Regions from separate parts of the Homo sapiens genome. Here region 2 is linked to region 1. Evidence: chromatin loops called from intact Hi-C (ENCODE). Cell type or tissue: IMR-90. All regions are shown on one strand. Each heading gives the region's core, and the rest is flanking DNA. Links, peaks and the distances in the headings are about the cores only. Region 1 overlaps TAOK3 (TAO kinase 3). Region 2 overlaps TAOK3 (TAO kinase 3).

The links. Peaks named below come from ENCODE experiments on the same cell type or tissue, not always from the same donor. Only the 100,000 strongest peaks of a DNase experiment are listed, where the experiment ranks them.
Region 2: a loop joins it to region 1, with 2.3 times the contacts of the local background. A loop is called at or near these places in 11 of 110 quality-filtered maps.

Annotation. Positions count from the first base shown.
Region 1 is chr12:118,303,615-118,313,395 of GRCh38, reverse strand. The region is part of intron 1 of TAOK3 (TAO kinase 3); the gene reads left to right. Among named protein-coding and RNA genes, the nearest start is that of TAOK3, 64 kb to the left of the region's middle. RefSeq lists an enhancer at 5,098-5,197. In IMR-90, for the core only: a CTCF peak has its summit at 5,655; DNase peaks (open chromatin) are centred at 5,185, 5,645 and 6,185; H3K4me3 peaks cover 867 bases; H3K27ac peaks cover 2,338 bases.
Region 2 is chr12:118,184,758-118,194,538 of GRCh38, reverse strand. It overlaps TAOK3 (TAO kinase 3), which reads left to right. Exons shown (of 21, transcript NM_016281.4): 14 at 4,598-4,732. Among named protein-coding and RNA genes, the nearest start is that of PEBP1, 54 kb to the right of the region's middle. RefSeq lists a silencer at 3,881-4,175. In IMR-90, for the core only: no CTCF peak of the experiment used is centred there; DNase peaks (open chromatin) are centred at 4,478 and 5,648; H3K4me3 peaks cover 1,678 bases; H3K27ac peaks cover 2,333 bases.

The DNA.
Region 1 (9,781 bases), core at 1,282-9,281:
CTGAGGCAGGAGAATCACTTGAACCCAGGAGGCGGAGGTTGCAGTGAGCCAAGATCATGCCATTGCACTCCAGCCTGGACAACAGAGCAAAAACTCGGTCTCAAAAAAAAAGATAAAATAAAATAAAAAATAAAAAAGAAGAGAAAAGAAAAGAAACAGCCATTCTCTTTCCTTGTAATAGAGCTGAAAATGTCTGTCTTCTGTAATGTCTTGCCTGACTGTCCTACTAGGATCTAGCATTATCTCTAGTTGGATAGCTGTCTCTTTATATATGATTTTTAAATTTTCAGTTTTTAAAGATTTCATTTTGTTTGCTTTTAACTCTTTTAAAATAGCTATTTAGCCTCTTTTCTGCATTTTTCCGTCTTTAGTGTTAGGGATTTTGGGTTCAGTTTTATTTTCACTCCAGATTTTAATACAGGGCTCAGCAGAATAGAGCCTCACCAGCAGATAAGCATTTTTGATTGATGGAATTCACATCTGTTATGTTTCCCCAAATTTATTTTTTTCTCCACAGTCTTTCAACACTCATTATAGTTTTGTTGTGTTAGATCATGATACTACAGGCCTCTAGTTAAGATCGGTGTTACTCAGTAGCCAAAAATAATGTCAGAGTGCAAGGTAGTGACAAAACCTGTTAAAGACAAACAAAAAATTGTACTAGAAGTGATACTCTCCTGTTTCTGATGATTCAACATGCAACTGTGGACAATTAATTTCCTTTAGCTTTGCTTTCATTTCTTCATGTGTAAAATCAGGCTAACATAAGCTGTTTTGTGGATTTTGTGAATAATTCTATTATAAAACATTTGTAGGTTGTGATGCTTATTGAATTAGATATTAGTAATAAGCCTTTAATAAGTAATTTCAAGAAACATCCCTTGCTACCGTCTACTTCCCCAGACCAAGAAAAATCTTAATTTATTTTAGTTGTCCAAGGTATGGTTAGTTACAGGTTATAGGAACATTATGGGTAACTATTATCTAAAATCTTAGCATTGTTTATTTTCAGAATTACACTTGCTTATATAATTTAGCCATATTTTTTCTATAGGCTTTAAAGTAGTCTTAAATTAAGGGACTAGATTTTTTTTTAATGTCAAGCCCTTATTTTAATCTTTGGAATTTAGTAGCTTAATAAAGCTATGTCTCAATGTTTAATTATTCTGTGCCTGTTTCCCCTGGCTTCTGTGTGCCTTTTCAGTCTGTAGCTTCAAGTTTATTTTCATTTGTAGAAAGTTTTTTAAAATTATAGATTTACAATTATATTTCTATTTTTCAAGGAAACTGATTTTGAATATATTATCTTTCAAATCTATAATTTACTCTAGTTTTTAAAAACTTTATTCAAGGTGCTGTTGTTTTGCTACTTTCCTCAATTCTCCACCCATGTCCCTTACCACGTCTCCACCATTGCCAGTTCTTTGTGCTGCTTCTTGCCAGCTTCATTTCATTAGTGGTTTTATTTTTCTCCCCACATCTCTCTTGACTTCTGCCAAATCATGTTTTATTCCCTGTTTTGGCTCACGATATCTTCCATTAACTCTTACATCCCTGCTGTGAGCTCCTGTTTTATATAACAGTAACTTCATTGAGTTCCTTTTTTCTTAAAGTTTATTGGCAGTATGTTCTGACACAGCATCCATTGCTATATGACAACTTTTATTCTCTGAAAAGAGTTCTTCACCTGCCATTTCTTTTTCCCATTTCTTAGTTTTGTTTGGTTTTTAAATACTATCTTTACATAGATCTAATGCTGTTTTTAAAAAAAAAAAATTATTCAACTCTAAATGAGACTTATTCTTTGTCTCTTGGGATTCCTATGAGGAAGGGCCAAAGGCCATGTTTCAGGCTAATAAGAGTTTTCCCTATCTCATGGTGAAAATCCTTATAACAAACTTATTTGTGAGCTCTTTCTTTTTTTTCTTTTTTTCTGAGACAGAGTCTCTCTCTGTCACCCAGGCTGGAGTGCAATGGCACAACCTTGGCTTACTGCAACCTCTGCCTCCCAAGTTCAAGCGATTCTCCTGCCTCAGCCTCCCAAGTAGCTGGGATTACAGGTGCCCACTACCACACCCAGCTAATTTTTGTATTTTTAGTAAAGACAGGGTTTCACCATGTTTGTTAGGCTGGTCTCGAACTCCTGACCTCAGGTGATCCACCTGCCTCGGTCTCCCAAGGTGGTGGGATTACAGGCATGAGCCACCATGCCCGGCCCCTATTTGTGAATTCTTTGTGCCTTTATTTTTACTGAGACAACAATGTACAGTTTTATTTCATTAATTTTGAAGGAAAGGCCAGTATAAACCTTTGCTGGACACAGTTCATTAATTGTACTTTAAAAGTGCTACATGAATACCTATGAAACACTGTAGGGTCATAGAATCTGTAGATATCTACACAAACTTTGTAGATATAGCCAGTAACTATTATTTGTGGATATAGATTAAAATAACTATTATTTGTGGGGGAATAATGTAGTTGCAAAATGTCTTATGAATGTGATTAGTTTTCCCACTGCCCTAAAACTCTAAGTCCAGAATATATTAAGGCTATCTACACTACACGGTTTACACATTCTTGACTCCATTTGACCTCCTGTACTTTAAATCCTTCCTCCATATTCTCCCTTATAACAGAAGAAAAAAGCTACCAACATCACCAAGCAGATGTGGTAAACCTATTTATATAATAGAAGGATGATTATAAACATTTAATAAATTATATCAAATAGATATTATATATTAAATGGGCAGATAATAGAAATCTGTCCAAGCAAAACTCTGGATAATTTTTATGTTGCCTTATTTTTTGTTTTCTGTGAACTCCAAGAAAAATGAGATACCAGTTTGGAACAGATGTAATATTGCTGATTTAACAGTTTAGGGATACTCCCCAAGTTCAATAATTTTGCCAAGATACAAATTTAAATGGAACCTTTTATGAAGCTTCATAGTGTGTGAAGAACTTACCTTGTTTATATGTTTGAAGACATACATATTTCACATTTCAGAAGAGTCTATACATAGCTCACCAAATATCAAAACCACCTTGTTAGAAAACATTAAGGTCTGTCTTATTTATTTGTTCATTTATTTATGAGACACAGTCTCACTCTGTAATCTCACTCTGTTGTAGAGGTTGAGTGCAGTGGCACGATCACGGCTCACTGCAACCTCCATCTCCCTGACTCAAGGAATCCTCCCACCTCAGCCTTCCAAGTAGCAGGGACCACAGGTGCACGCCACTATGCCCAGCTAATTTTTATATTTTATTGTAGAAATTGGGTTTTGCCATGTTATTCAGGCTGATCTTGTGGCCTCAAACTCCTGGGCTCAAGCGATCTGCCTGCCTCAGCCTCCCAAAATGCTGTGATTACAGGTGTGAGCCACCACACCCAGCCAACATTAAGGTCTTAAGCTAATTATGAGAAGGGAGGGAGTTGCCTATGGGGGGAAAGAATAAGAAAATGGTAAAAGAAGAGAAACAGGAAAACTCAGGTTTTTGAGCTACAATAATAATTGTGGATAATCTGCTACCCAGCACATAGCCAGGAGGAAGATAAAGAAAACCACCATGTGGCGGGGCCTGATGACTCAGGCCTGTAATCTCAGCACTTTGGGAGGCTGAGGCGGGCAGATCACCTGAGGTCAGGAGTTTGAGACCAGCCTGGCCAACATGGTGAAACCCCATCTCTACTAAAAATACAAAAATTAGCCAGGCGTGGTGGCAGGCGCCTGTAATCCCAGCTACTCGGGAGGGTGAGGCAGGAGAATCTCTTGAACCCGGAAGGCGGAGGTTGCAGTGAGCCAAGATCGTGCCATTGCACTCCAGCCTGGGGGATAAGAGCAAGACTTCATCTCAAAAAAAAAAAGGAAAGAAAACCACCATTTGAGCCAAGAAGGGAGGGTAGATTTGCAGGGAGGAGGGCAGTTGTTTCAAGAAATAAAATTGAAGAGATGCAACTTAGAGCTGTAACTCATTTGTACATCTGAGAACTTAGGATGTCCATAATTTGGTTTTTACAAAATCTACCCTAGAAGGTTGGCTTTTTTTTTTTTTTTTTTTGGAGACAGTCTCACTCTGTTGCCCAGGCTGCAATGCAGTGGCCCGAGCTCGGCTCATTGCAACCTCTACCTCTGGGTTCAAGCAATTCTTCCTGCCTCAGCCTCCCAAGTAGCTGGGATTACAGACATGCAGCACCACGCCCAGCTTATTTTTGTATTTGTAGTAGAGATGGGGTTTCGCCACGTTGGCCAGGCTGGTCTCGAACTCCTGACCTCAGGTGACCCGCCCTCCTTGGCCTCCCAAAGTGCTGGGATTACAGGCGTGAGCCACCGTGCCCAGTGACATTTAAAATAATATAATTCAAAGAGGGGAAAGAAAATGTTTTAAGAACTAAATTTGAGTGCTCAATTAATTACAACCATACAGGCTTTTTTTTTTTTTTTTTTTTTTTTTTTTGGAGACAGAGTTTCGCTGCTGTTCCCCAGGCTGGAGTGCAGTGGTGCGATCTCAGGTCACTGCAACCTCCGCCTCCTGGGTTCAAACGAGTCTCCTGCCTCAGCCTCCCAAGTAGCTGGGATTACAGGCATGTGCCACCACGCCTGGCTAATTTTTGTATTTTTAGTAGAGACAGGGTTTTACCATGTTAGTCAGGCTGGTCTCAAACTCCTGACCTCAGGTAATCCACCTGCCTCGGCCTCCCAAAATGCTGCCATTACAGGTGTGAGCCACCGCGCCCGGCCAAATTACAGACTTTTCTACACCGTCTACATTCTCCCAAGACCATTTTTGGGCAGCACCCTTGCCAGGTAGAAGTACTGGTATACTGGGAAACATGCTGCTATCCTAGGAGTCAGATGACACTCATAAAAATCAGAATAATAATAACTGATTTTCCTGCCTTACTGGGTTGTTAAAATAATTGAATTTGGTTAGGTATGTGAAAGTACTTTATACAAATGTAAATGTTTAATTTTTTTTTTAAGTGAAAGCAAGTTTATTAAGAAAGTAAAGGCATAAAAGAATGGCTACTCCACAGACAGAGCAGCCCCGGGGGGTTGCTGGTTGCCCAGTTTTATGGTTATTTCTTGATGATATGCTAAACAAAGGGTCTATTATTCATGCTTCCCCTTTTTAGACCATATAGGGTAACTTCCTGATGTTGCCGTGGCATCTGTAAACTGTCATGGCATTGGTGGGAGTATAGCAGTGAGGACGACCAGAGGTCATTCTCATTGCCATCTTGGTTTTGGTGGGTTTTGGCCGGCTTCTTTACTGCAACCTGTTTTATCAGCAAGGTCTTTATGACCTGTATCTTGTGCCTACCTCCTATCCCATCCTGTGACTTAGAATGCCTTAACCTTCTTACATTTACAGATATAACTGTTTAATGTTGTTATTTTTTAAATGTAAAAAAAAAAAAAAAGTAGTCAAACTTGCCAACAGCTTATTTTAAGCAGCTATTGGGAACAAGTACCAGTAACTATCATGTAGTGTCAAACCCTTTTTCGCTATGGCCAGTACAGATGGTAACAAGTCTACAGACTACTCATTGGAGCAGTATGCAGCTTAACATTTTTAGTGTTTTAGTAATAAGATACCATTTCCGTGGTTAGAGAGTCAGCATTCAGAACTTTTGTTTTTTAAGGAAAGAACTTCCGGAACTTCATTAACAGTTCATAGAGGATACCGAGACCTCTAGCTGGCTAGCTAGTGGTAGAACTCTAGTATCAAGTGCTTGGAAATTTGTCTAGCAGTGGAAGGAAAGAAGGGGTAGCTGCAGCTGCTATCCTAAACCCTGCAAAAACACTTATACATACACAGCCTCATTTTTCCCATTGCGACCTAATAACTGAATGCAACAGTTTCTGTTTCCAGTTATGGTTCTCTTTCATTCCTGTTTAAAACAAAGGCAGCAGGTCAAGAAACTAACTAAATGTGACTAGTTAGAGGAGAAGATGTGAGGGTGGGAGGGGGAGTCAGGGAAGAAGGAGGACACAGAGATAGCAAATCCATCATCCCTTAGAGGTTAGGCCAACAAAAATAATTGAATTCCCGTGGGAGCCTAAGGTCAGAGTTAGACTACTGGTTAGATCTGAGAGCTTTGCTTTCTGTTTTACAAATGATTTTAAAGAGAAAACTATGAGGACTCCAGAGATGGGGGGGGGAAGAGGAGGCGGGAAGGTTGATTCATAAAGTGGTAAAAAACCGTGCTCAAAACCTCATTGCTTCTTGCACAATTGGTCAAGAGATGTGTCAGCAATTCCTGAGGCAATGATATAACCTGTATAGTTTAGTAATGAGAATCATTATTATTCTATTTCCACATAATTACTGATGTTTTTTGAACTATCTAGAACTGTGTTGTCCAACATTGTAGTTTCTAGCCAAAGAGCTATTTAAATGAAAATTAATTAAAATTAAACACTTAAAAATTCCGTTCTTCTGTTGCACTAGCCACATTTCAAGTGCTTACTAGCCACATGTTGTTAATGGCTACCATTATTGGATAGTGCAAATGAAGTGATAGACTATTTTCTTCATTATGGAGCATTCTATTTGAATGTACTGATGAAGCAGAACAAACTCTGAGAGCAAAAGTTTGATGTTACTACTTTACAATTGAATGATTAGTTTAAGTCCAAAGTACAATATATAAAATTATCTTTTAACTATGGAACCTACCATTGTGGCTTAGTTACTCTAAGTATCAATAATATTTCTTCAGTGAACATTAAGGTCCACTAAATAAAAGTAAGGACAGATCTATGTTAATTTTAGACTCAAGAACTTGAGGGAAACATGTATGGATTTTTATAAAAATTATGAAACGTTTCACATCCATTTACAATCATGAAGAATATAAGTCAAAAAGAAAAATTTAAACCAAGTGTTGAAATAATTAAAATTATAAGCTGGGTGAGGAGGCTCACCCCTGTAATCCCAGTATTTTGGGAGGCCAAGACAGGAGGATCACTTGAGCCCAGGAGTTCGACACTAGCCTGGGCAACATAGTGAGACCCTATCTAAATTCTAAAAAAATTAAATAAAAACATAAAAAATAAAGTTAGCAGTAAATAGGAATAGAATAAGAAAACTCCAAATGGAGGGAGAGGATCAGAAAAAACAACTATCAGGTACTATACTTAGTTCCTGGGTGACAAAATAATCTATACACCAAAACCCCATGACACCAGTTAACCTATATAATAAACTTGTATGTGTGCCCCAAACCTAAAATAAAAGTTAAAAAACAAAAACCAGCAGTGGTCGAGCTTTAAGAGAAAATAAATTACTCTGAGTATCCAGAAAAAATGACACAGAATCCTTTCTACATTCTTTATTATTTTATGAAACATGGTGTCCTCTTGTAAATATCTGAAAAGTGATTTCTATCCTATGACAGAAGAAGACTAACCTCTCCAAAGCAGCAGAGGAGAAAATCGAATGGCAATTGAGCCAACTTTTTTTTTTTTTTTTTTTTTTGAGACGGAGTCTCGTTTGCTGTTGCCCAGGCTGGAGTGCAGTGGCGTGATCTCAGCTCATGCAAACTCTGCCTCCCAGGTTCAAGCAATGCTCCTTCCTCAGCCTCCCAAATAGCTGGGATTACAGGCACCCGCCACCACACCCTGCTAATTTTTGTATTTTTAGTAGAGATGGGGTTTCACCATGATGGTCAGGCTAGTCTGAATTCCTGACCTCAAGTGATCTGCCCACCTCTGCCTCCTAAAGTGCTGAGATTACAGGCGTGAGCCACCACGCCCAGCCGCCAACTTTTTGACATGCATAAAATAGTAAAAAATTAACAGTTAAATACTTAACAGTTGATATATATGTTCTCTATAGAATATCACATTTAATTATGTCATTTGTTAGTAGTAGTGGATTAAGTTTATTTTTATTATTTTTTTGTTTTTTGAGACAGAGTCTTGCTTTGTCACCCAGGCTGGAGTGCAGTGGCACAGTCTCAGCTCACTGCAACCTCCGCCTCCCAGGTTAAAGGGATTCTCCTGCTTCAGCCTCCCTAGTAGCTAGAATTACAGATGCATGCCCGGCTAATTTTTGTATTTTTAGTAGAGACAGGGTTTCACCACGTTGATCAGGCTGGTCTTGAACTCCTGACCTCAAACAATCCTCCCGCCTCAGCCTCCGAAAGTGTTGGGATTACAGGCATAAACCACCAAACCCGGCGGGTTAAGTTTATTGAATGCTTATTCTATGCATGCCACCTTGTTTAACACATTACATACACTATCTTATTAAATCCTGACAATAAACAATCCTGTGCTCGATATATTTATTATATTATGTCCTTTGTACAGATGAGGAAACTGAACCTTAGATTTGAAACCTGCCATATGGTTAGTTAGGATTAGATCTGGGATTTGAACTCAGTTCTACTTTAATCATAACCCGTGTTCTTAACCATGGTTGCTTTTCCAGATAGCAGGCTGAAGACTACACTCTTAAGCAGAGGATTTAAACATAAATCTTTTTCACTCCAGGTGTCGTGTTGTTTCTCTTTGCCATTTGCCTTTCATAGCAACGGAAAATGAGGGAATAACTGTAATTTTATAATATCTAATGAAATTATTGGCATCCCTATAAGCACAATCAATTTTCATAAGTTTAGTTCATATCAAGATTTAGGAACATTATCTGAACAAATTGCTAAAAACATCACAAATTAGGACAAACTGAAATACAAGTTGTACACATATAACATTCAAAAAGCAAAAGCCTTAAAGCAGTGTAGATAATATGTATCAGTGGCTTCTTATTTCAGATTACATTTTTTTTAAGAGAACATTGTAACCATGCAAAGTTGTTGAAGAATATTTAGGGATTTCCTTAGTGTAAGCATAAATTATGGTAATTTTTCTAAACTGGGGTATGAAGAAATAATCAAGTTATCATACGAAGAAGTCTAGGAAGAGGTAATTAATAATTCAGCACCAATTGGTGAAGGCTTCTTTTTGGTTAATATTATATATTTTGTAGTCGGCCTAGTTCAAACAGCCTGTGTCTCTTCCCTGAGACCTTTGAGGGTTCTAGTTCTTGGTATGAGAAATATCACTAAATGAGAAATTTCTAGAGAGCCAAAATTAAAGGGGGAAGTATGTGCTCTTTAGTTTTCTTCAGTGGAATTTACCTCTAAGTGAATGAAATGTAATTCAGCCCGTTGAATCACTGAGCTATTTTATTGCATTGGAACTCATAAAAGAATTTCTTCTGAAAAACGTGCTTGCCTTTTCAACAACTTAAAACCATAGTCTATTCATTCACCTCATAACCAAGTAGTATAGATAATGACTTCACTGAAACAGTGCCAGACTCTCTTCAGCAAAGTGTTGTTGGCATGAGGGAGGCAAAAGGAAGGGCAAGACCAGGAGTGTAAAGAGAGAAGTTACCTGAACTTTATTTATTAGTATTTAAAATATGGGACCAGGCATGGTGGCTCACGCCTGTAATCCCAACACTTTGGGAGGCCAAGGCAGGTGGATCACCTGAGGTCAGGAGTTAAAGACCAGCCTGGCCAACATGGCGAAACCCCATCTCTACTGAAAATACAAAAATTAGCTGGGTATGCTGGCAGGTGCCTGTAATCCCAGCTACTCAGGAAGCTGAGGCAGGAGAATTGCTTAAACCCGGGAGGTGGAGGTTGCAGTGAGCCGAGATCATGCCATTGCACTCCAGCCTGGGTGACAAGAGCAAAACTCCATCTCTAAAAAATAAAATATGAGAGCAGTAAGGGAAAAATTAAAAAGTAATATGC
Region 2 (9,781 bases), core at 557-8,556, 120 kb after region 1:
TGAATAGAGGGGTGGGTCCTTTGCCTCTTCAACTCACATTTGGCAAAGTAAAAGTAAATTAACATATGAAGGTAATGTTTCTTAAACAGAGCAGTCATACAACACTTCTCTGTAGTAACGTCTTTCTCCTCAGCCTTTTGCTAGTCATCTTTTCTCTCCAACTATCCTTCCAAGTTAAGATATGCTTTTTCATCTTCTCCTCCCCTTCCTCCAGCCCCAGCTTTTGATAGCTACCCCTGCTTCGACAATAATTTAATAATTTTGAAATGAACAAAACAAAGGAGAGTGGTGGGTCTGCTGATCCCTTCTCCACAGCGTAGAAAGTGTGGGAGTCTATACAAAGGTTTCTCATCACCGGATAAGAGCCATTTTTAGATACATCCCCCCGCACCCCGCTGTGTAAAGGTGTGCTTATGTGTGTGTCACTATTTTACGACTTCCTTAGAGTACAGAGTGGCAGGTTTTTATGAAATACAAATTTGAATTCTGTTAAATAATCCAAAAGAAAATGTCATTTTCTCAAAATCTCCTCAGACCTATATTCTTGTGTTTGTTTATTCAGCAAACATTTACTGAATACCTACTAAGTATCAAGCACTATGCCAGGTGCTAGGGAGACTAAGATTTTTCAAACGACATTTACTCTGCCTTCAAAAAGCCCACAGCCTTATGCAGAGGCAGACAAGTAAGTGTGATGAGTACTGTGATAAAAGTAAACCCAAAGCACAACTGAGTCCAGAGGAGTGATTCCTGGGTTAAAGTCAAGTTCATTTAGAAACTGTAGGCAAGTAGCCAGGCACGGTGGCTCACGCCTGTAATTCCAGCACTTTGGAAGGCCGGGGTGGGTGGATCGCTTGAGCCCAGGAGTTCAAGACCAGCCTGGGCAACATAGTGAGACCCCAGCTCTATTAGGGAAGAAAATATATTTAGAAAAAGAAACTCTAGGCAAGTGCCTAACCACGAACCTTCATTTCAGAAGTGTAATGGTCAGACACTTAAAGGAAAGACTTCCAAATAAAAGGAAAGCCCCTTGTCTAAGGTATAATAGTAAAGTTTGTGTGCCTCATGCTTCACATGTTTCACTCTTGTATAGAAATTCAATTCTTTTTACCAAAGATCTTGAAGAAACATTATGACAGCTTCCTTTTTAATCTGAAGAAATTTATTTTTTATGATGAAACAATGTCGTGGGCTGGGTGCGGTGGCTCGTGCCTGTAATCCTAGCACTTTGAGAGGCCAAGGCAGGCAGATTGCCTGAGCTCAGGAGTTTGAGACCAGCCTGGGCAACATGGTGAAAACCCATCCCTACTAAAATACAAAAAAATTAGCCAGGTATGGTGGTACGCACCTGTAGTCCCAGCTACTCAGGAGGCTGAGGCACAAAAATGAACCCAGGAGGTGGAGAGGTAGCAGTGAGCCGAGATAGTGCCACTACACTCCAGCCTGGGCAACAGAACGAGACTGTCTCAAAAAAAAAAAAAAAAAAAAACAACAACGTGGTAAGTTTACCAGGTTAACGTAGGTTTACTTAAAACTGGTATTTCAAGGAGTTATTTTTGTTTTTTCCTGGATGATAATGTTTTAAAGATAAATTATAACCATGCCATATATTTTGCCTTGGCAAAGTAGAATAGATTTATTCTTCTTAATCTTCTAAAATCCTTCTTTGAAGATTTCAGCCTTATCATTTGTAAATAATCTGTATCTAGTGCATAACTGCATAAAAATAGAAATTAACCCTTTCCATTGTTAATCTTAAGATGTGTGCAGTTCAGAAACTCTGGGAGCCAGGTATAGTGGTCTCTTACAGAGGCACTGTTACTTAAAGGGGCAGTATAACCAACAGAAAATATTTCCAGTAAAGTTGATACTTTAATTTCTTTGAGCTTACTTCTCAAGTTACATTCTCCCATTTTTAAATAGCTTCATAAGCTGTCTTTGGAGTTTTGAACCTGTTTTATGCAGTGGAACTGAATATTAAAATTCATTTCCCAATGCACTTGAAATGAATATCCACTGTTAGACTAAAATTTTGTTCCATTTTGTGGTCTCTTGTATAATATTTGAAGACCTTTAGTGATAGTGATCTCTGTTATGAAAATGATCTGGAAAACTAAGAATAATTTTATAAAAGGAAAAAAATGTAGGGGGAAGCAAAGAATTATACTATTAGCATTATTATATTTAAAGTGGGTTAAAATTTTGAACCTATTCTTTGGACTATAAAAATAGCATTATTTTAAAAATATACTTGAGTTACTTAATTACATATGTGTCAACTAAAATCAATGTCATTTCAAGTTTTAATTTTTCCGGTGTACTTCAACTTCCTCAAGTTTAGTAAACTTAGAAAATACATTGTGGCTTTTAATTGGAGAAGCAGAGCCCTAAACCGTGTTTCTAAGGAGTTAATTTTTATCAGAGATAAAACAGACTAAATAAAATTGCACATATTTGTACATGAATAAATTTTGTTTTGGTCTGCCCTGTGGAGAATGTGGATTCTAGTGTCATTGGTTATCCTTATAAATCAAGTTATTACAATGTGAAACTGAACTGTTGCCCATGTATTTGGGGTCTCCCCCTCTATCAATGTACTTGGTAAGTTAGCCAATTAATATTCACCAAAACTACGACTTGTTAAAGCCTCCTATAAAATCACAGGCCTCTACCTAGCATATCTCTTTTGATTACTGGCATTTAAGAGCTGCTTGCTTTTCTGGCACTGTAATATTAAGTTGAATTTTGTACATAAATTTATTAGCAAATATGCAGTAATGTAAATGGTAGCAGGTCCCAGTGCCTTCCTCTTTAGAACCTTAAGCCTAGTGAATGAATCCCAATTACACACGTTCTCGCTCTTCCCTGTAAAACAGGAGTTCAAATTTCGCGAGAAATCATGTAGAATAATTTTAACTGACCTTTCAAATATTTTCTTATAAGTTTTAAAAACTTACAAGTTTTATAAGCCACCAATATGGCACCACTAACTATGGCTACTAAGTGCTTGAAACATAGCCATTATGACTCAGGAACTCAATTTTGCACTTAATTTTGTTTTAATTAATTTTAATTGAATTTAATTTTTAATTAAAATAGTCATATGTGGCTGGTCACTATCTTGCTGGACAGCGCAGCTGCAGAATATACGTGAATTTGATATATATGCCCTCAATGGCAAGTTTATTAAAGATCCCTTCATTATTTGAGCTATAATACATAAATTTAAAACAATTCTCCATATAGGTGTAATGGTAGATACCTTCCCAATACATCAAAGCATTTTAAATGTATAAAAGGAAAAAGAAAATCAGCCCAATTTAATCTTGGGTCTTGGCTTTTACATAAAAATCTGGATGTAAAATTTAATTTCTCCCCAAATTTTGGACTATAATAAAATTTTGTATTTTCTAAACTTCTTTAATTTTTGTTTCCTGATGAAGAAAAAAGCCATTATAAAAAATTTCAAGTGGTCATGGATAAAATGCAATACTGACTTCTCACAAATGGTTTTCCTAAAACCCTAGGGAAATAAGGAATTAATTTCTCCTTTTCCACCCTGAACATGTACTATTTTAAAATCCCCCATGGTTGTACATGTTTTTGAGGTACAAATTACTATAGCGTCCTTTTTTCTAAAGGGTTATAGCCACTTAATGACTGACCACTACTTCATCTTTATAGAGAGGAACATCATCCTTTGAAAGCATTTTCCCCTTTAAAAGTCATTTCAGTTGCATTTAAGAAACATCCATTATTATCCTTCCAGGGAATGCTATTTTTTCACTGGACGTTAGAACAAGATTAATTATCTTTGCCTATCAAGAAGCATGGGCTTGATTAAATCAGTCAAGGACATTAAATTCCAGCTTTACTCACTCTGGTGACCATACCGATGCTGAGTTGAAGAAGAATTTGTGAACGTATCATTTGGTTAAAATTGTACGCCTGTCGCTTTAAATCTAAAAAAAAATCCTTTCAGAAGCTGTAGAGAGAAGGTGCTAGAACTGTGTACGATCATGACTGGAAAGCAGGATCCCTCAGTGACTGCCGAATCTTCCCAGCACAAGATAGAGAGGCAGTTCAGCACAAGCCTACATTGGTTCTAGGCAGAACGATGATCCTACCGAACAGATCTCAAATAAAATTAAATTGAGAAAGCAGATCTTTCAAGGGAATGAGGCGGAGGCTCGCTTTTATGTTAAAAGCCACCAGCATCCTCCTTGCTAGACATGGACATGACATTTTTAAAGGAATTATCTGGTTACAGCGTTTTAAGCAAACTGTTCTAAGGAGTCTGTACATTGCATTATTTTTTCTATTCTTTTTTTCTTTTGCATATATGTAATTCTGGAGGTAAAGAAAAAGCCTGCCAGGGATTCAGAAGGCATCCCACTAGCGATCAGCTGACATTCCTAACTGAAGGCTGCAATGTGTTGCTTATTCATTTTGTACCGTGGGAGCTGCGGGGACTAGCAGAGAGCTAAACTATGCATTTCAAACAGCAGTGCTTGTGCAGAAAGAGGGGTGAGAGAGAGGCAGCCGGCGAGGAAAGAGCACAGCTGGACTTTCTCCTTGTTTTTATCCATTTCTGCAGGATCATGTATTCATAAGGGATGAGGCGGGCCACGGCGATCCCAGGCCTGAGCCGCGGCCTACCCAGTCAGTTCAGAGCCAGGCCCTCCACTACCGGAACAGAGAGCGCTTTGCCACGATCAAATCAGCATCTTTGGTAAGCAAACACCCCTCTACCCACCTTCCCTTCCTTCCCCTCCTCCCCATCTGGCAGCCTCTCGCCCTCCCTGAGCCTGTCTCGGCTTCATGGATGGGAGGAAAGGAGTCAAGAATGTTTTCTCTCTCCTAATAATTTTATTCATTTTAGGAAAAAAATCTGTTGGCATAGCAACCTGATTTCAGATATTTTAGCATTGTGTATGGCATGGAAAAAAAAAAAAACCTTTGTGTGTGTGTGTGTGTGTGTGTGTGTGTGTGTGTGTGTGTGTCTGTGTCTGTGTGTGTTTGTATATGCTGTATGTGCAAAATATAAGGCCTTTGAGATGAAGTTGCTAGCCTGTCCAATTTTTTAAAAGCTATTTGTCTTTTCATTGAAATAAATAATGCTAAATTTTTTTAAGGTATTGATGTATATGTATGCACGGCACTGTGCTGCTTTTTGTATAGATGCATATGTGTCTATAATGTATACACACACATCAAAAGATAAAATATAATTTTAAAGAATATATGGTTGCTGGATAATGTATATAATTGTAGAAAATAAGATACTTGTTTCCCAGGGACGGATTGCTGGTTCCTTCTGGTTCATTCATTTATTTATTGCAACAATGGTAGTGGCTGCACTTCCCCATTTAACCCCTGAAGAATTTCCTGGCACCAATAAAGCAAGAAGGGCTTTGTAGGAGAGGATAGGGCTGATTGTGGAAGAAAAGAGACTGTAGGATTCTTCAGCATTTTTACTATTGCAAATGTGATTGCTGGATGCCCTTGTAGTAGCAAAAGGGGTGTGTGCTGGAAGAGTTAGTTTTCATGCCTCCTCCCCTCGGCCCCCACGCGTGCGCGTGCGCGCTCACACTCACACACACACACACACACACTCACATCGTTTCATCCTTGGCACTCTAAACTCTCTTTAATCTTTTGCTTCTGAATCTCACTTCTCAGCCAAAAAATTATTGAAATATTAGTTGTTTTGCCCAAATTAATGTTAGAGGTCACATGGGCAGGAAGAGTTAGTGTACACTGCTTGGCTATTACATTTAGAACCTATGATGACATCATCCAAGGCCGACCCAGAAATGATCATTTTTCTTGTCCTATTTTTTAAACCTGATTTCTACTTCTATTTCTCAAGTCTTTTAAAGGCTTCGATTATCTTTGAAAATTATAATGGATTATAACCTTTAAAAACCCAAATGCAAGGAAAAATGGAAGTTAAAGCACGTACATATTGCTGTGCCTGCTGCTGTCTAAAAGCAAGCAATTTAATTTAAACTGCTTATAAATAAGCCCACTTTAAAGTTCCTTTATGTAGAAGTTTCTTGTGATCTCTTTGATGAGCAATTTTTCATTTTAAAGGAATGCTACACTATGTAATGGAGATCTTAAAATGTCCACTATGTATTTGCTAATGATTGTTAGGCACCTAAAAATGTGCTTTTGAGTCTAGATAAAGCATCATAAGATTACCAAATAGTCATTGTCTTCATGCCATGATATCTGACAAAAGAAGAAATACGGTGCTTTAGAGAACTATGACTACTTACCATCGACTCTTGTGAGACTTGGACCTTTATCCAGACCCGTTCATGTTGAAATGAGTGGGGAAATGATAACAAGCTCTGAGCAACCGAGTACCATCAGTGGTTTTACATGTGAAGCAGACATTATACCAAGTGGCTTTCCCCCTCTGGGACAGGTTCTTTTTTCTCTCTTGCCACACCCTCATTCCCACATCATATATTCATGACCTCTCCTACCTCCCAGCAAGAGATTACTACAGCCATGCCAGAATAATCTCATGCTCGCATCTGTGAACTCACCCAGGGCTACTCTGTGTGTATATCAGCCATCACAGTCTTCTTCTCTGTGGATGATAAAAGCTGCTTCCCTACTATGCCACCTCAGGGCTATGGGCAGTGTCCTCAGGAACCCTCTGAATCGTACAGGCTTCCTAGTGCCCATCCAGAGAACAGCTGCAACCAGTCTCTCTAATGAAGTTTTGATTTGCTAAAAGGCCCCTGCTCCTATATTAAGTTACAAACAGAGTAGCTGATATGCTGTTGCTTTAGCCACAAAATAAGTTGTTTTTGTGGGGTGCCCTCTCTAAATGTAGTGCTTTGGGAGTCATGATTGGGATTGATGGTAGTTTACCAGAGTTCAATGGTATTTGTATCTAGTGGCTTTTAGGGAGGGGAAAAAAAATGGAAGGGAAAAGGTATGGTGTTGTATGGTTCCATGTCCCATTTTGAACAATCTAACTATGGGTATGGATTTTTTAATGTATATTACCAAGTACTACAATTCTACCCACTATATTATTTTAAAGCCTAATGCCAACAGTAGTGTATAAATGAGGACACTGGAATATCATAAAATATTTAATTTTTAAAAATATATTATGAATTCTGTTGTGTTTTATGGACCCCAGCTCAAATGAAAATGACTAAAATGACATAAAAGTAAGAGCAAGATCATGGGAAAGTGAAAGTCCAGTATAATAAAAAATCAAGTCATTGTTGAAACCTTGCCTTCTCATAGTTGGTGGCAATACTATATTTATTTATTCATTTATTTTGGTTTTACTCGTTCTTTAACATCTTCTAGTAGAGGCGCTAACAAGTCACAAAGAGGTCCAAAGGTGAACAGGGAAAAGGAATTTAGAAATTAGTTTTTCAATAACTAGATAAATAAATGATGAAATGCATATTTTAAATTTACTTGCAAACTGACAAAGATATTAGTCTTCCTAAAATTTGTTTATGAGCCTACTTCTTCAACATAAGCCTAAAAGAGGCCTGGCTTTGTGCTTTTCCCCCTTAGTATCACTTTCAACATTGTGCTTTTGAATGAGGTTACTGACAAGTATATGAAGAAGCCCATGGGCATTGGGTCTGTATTGCTACATGTCTTTATTATTTTGGCACCTTATAACTGAGATTTTTGTATTATGCACTGCTGCACAGTTGGATTTGTAACAAAGGATAAGGAAGGACTATAAACTTTGATACCAGATGAAATCCTGAGAAAACTTTAGCATTGTAACTTTTTATTACAATTGTATAATTTTTATAATTTTCTAAGGGCAGAGATTATTGCCCTTATTTTGAAGAATTAGGAAAAGGAAGGGTATTTCATGGCATCTTTATTTTAACCTTTCTTTTCCTTCTTCTGTAAGGAAGTTCATATTGGGCTCATGTGTTATCTGGAAAAAAGTTGTTTATATAGTTCTGCAGAATCACTAATCTGACTTCTTGGGCCTTTGAGATGTGCCTTCCTTGAGTTTTTATGGAGAGCCTCATATTTTAATTATATTAGTGATTCATGAGGGTGTTTTTAGCTGTTGCTACATCTGATGTCATTTCTTCTGAAAACTTTGTAGTGTCTGGGGCTCTTGGCCGTTTCTGTGATAGAGATATTAATATAAAGAGCAGTGTATCTATCAGAGTTCAGCTTTTGGTTTTGTGAAGGAATTCTCACTGCCCCTCTTCCTAATGTGTGTTCTAACACAAATTCACCTGTGACTGCATTACAGAGGCGAATTTATGTTAGAACACATGTCAGGGAGAAGGGTGTGATAGGGGAATTCCCAAGGAGGCATGTAGGAGAAAAGTATTATTGTTCTATTCATGCAAATATAGAGTCTTTTACTTCGCTTTGCCAGATTCGATAGAAAAGCTCATAGAGAGTCTTCATTTGGAGTTTTTAAAATGCACCCTAATAATTCAGCTAATTGTGAAATTGGATACGTGAATGAATTTGATACCTAAAAATAAAAATATGAGAGCCTCAGCAGTAAATGCTACTGTTTCATCCTGTTTCTAAATGCTTGAAAATGTGTTCTCTTCCTGGACAGTATACCAGAGGATGCTTATCAAAATATTGCATATCTCTTTACTTATTCTTGGCTTCTTAACTCACTAAGGTCATTGCTGATACCATTTCTCACTTATGCTGTCCAATCTACATGCCCAACCCATATGGTCAAAGTCTGTCAATAAATGTGTATTGAATAAATGAATGAACGAATGAATGAGGTCACCTCCAGCCTTGCTATCACATGAGAATTTGGATTTATAAGTTTGCATTTCAGAATTCCTCATGTAACATATTCTTTTATAAATGCAGAATTGCCTGTTATCAGTCATTACTTTTAGCAAAAATTTAAAAAACAGTTTTTCCTTAGGTATTCTAAAGAATAGAATGTTAAGTTTCTAATGCCAAAATGTGACTCACTGTATTCTTTTTAAGAACTTGCTATAAATTTCATTTGTTCTAAGTGCTGAGGTGGCCACTTTTATCATATGCATCATTTTGATTCCTACATATTATTAATCTTGTAAGTTGGCTTTGATCTCTTAAGAGGGTAACATCATCAGCCACCATGCTCTTGTTTTATGTTCAGGAAGTTGCTTATTACCCTTCTAGTGCAGTGTTTTGTACACAGTAGGGACACTCTGCACTTCAGATGAAGTGGTTTGTTTTAGGGCCGAATTTTGCTGGAATTAAATAAAGTAGCATTGAACAGCTATAGGAACCTTTAGAAAAAAAGTTTTGGTCTTCCTTTTCATGGCACATTATTTATTATTTGTTTATTTTTCATATTCTAGATACATGAAATAAGTAATAATTCAGATTCAGAAATTATACATAATTTTATAATCCACAACCTGGATACAGCTAGTTTTTTTTTTTTTCCTTAAATGTGCCCCTTCTTCTGGATCCACTTGTGCTCTGTGTCTCCATCACCAGAAATACTAAGTGGAGGGCCAAGGGACATGCTTCGCAGAGCCTGGCATCAGAAGGAAGGAAACCAGCATGTGTTGAGCATTTCCTAGGAGTCAGACACCCTGCTAGGCACTTTCACATGAGAAAGTCCTCTGACCCTGAGGAAGACAGTGGTAGTTCCTCTCTCTTTACACATTAAGAAACTGAGAGACTTTAAGAGGTTAAGTAATTTGCCCAAGGTCAATTATATAGTAAGAGATAGATGAGGTTTTTCTCCACACAATCCACTGGGTAGAGCAAGGTGGTACTGCCCACT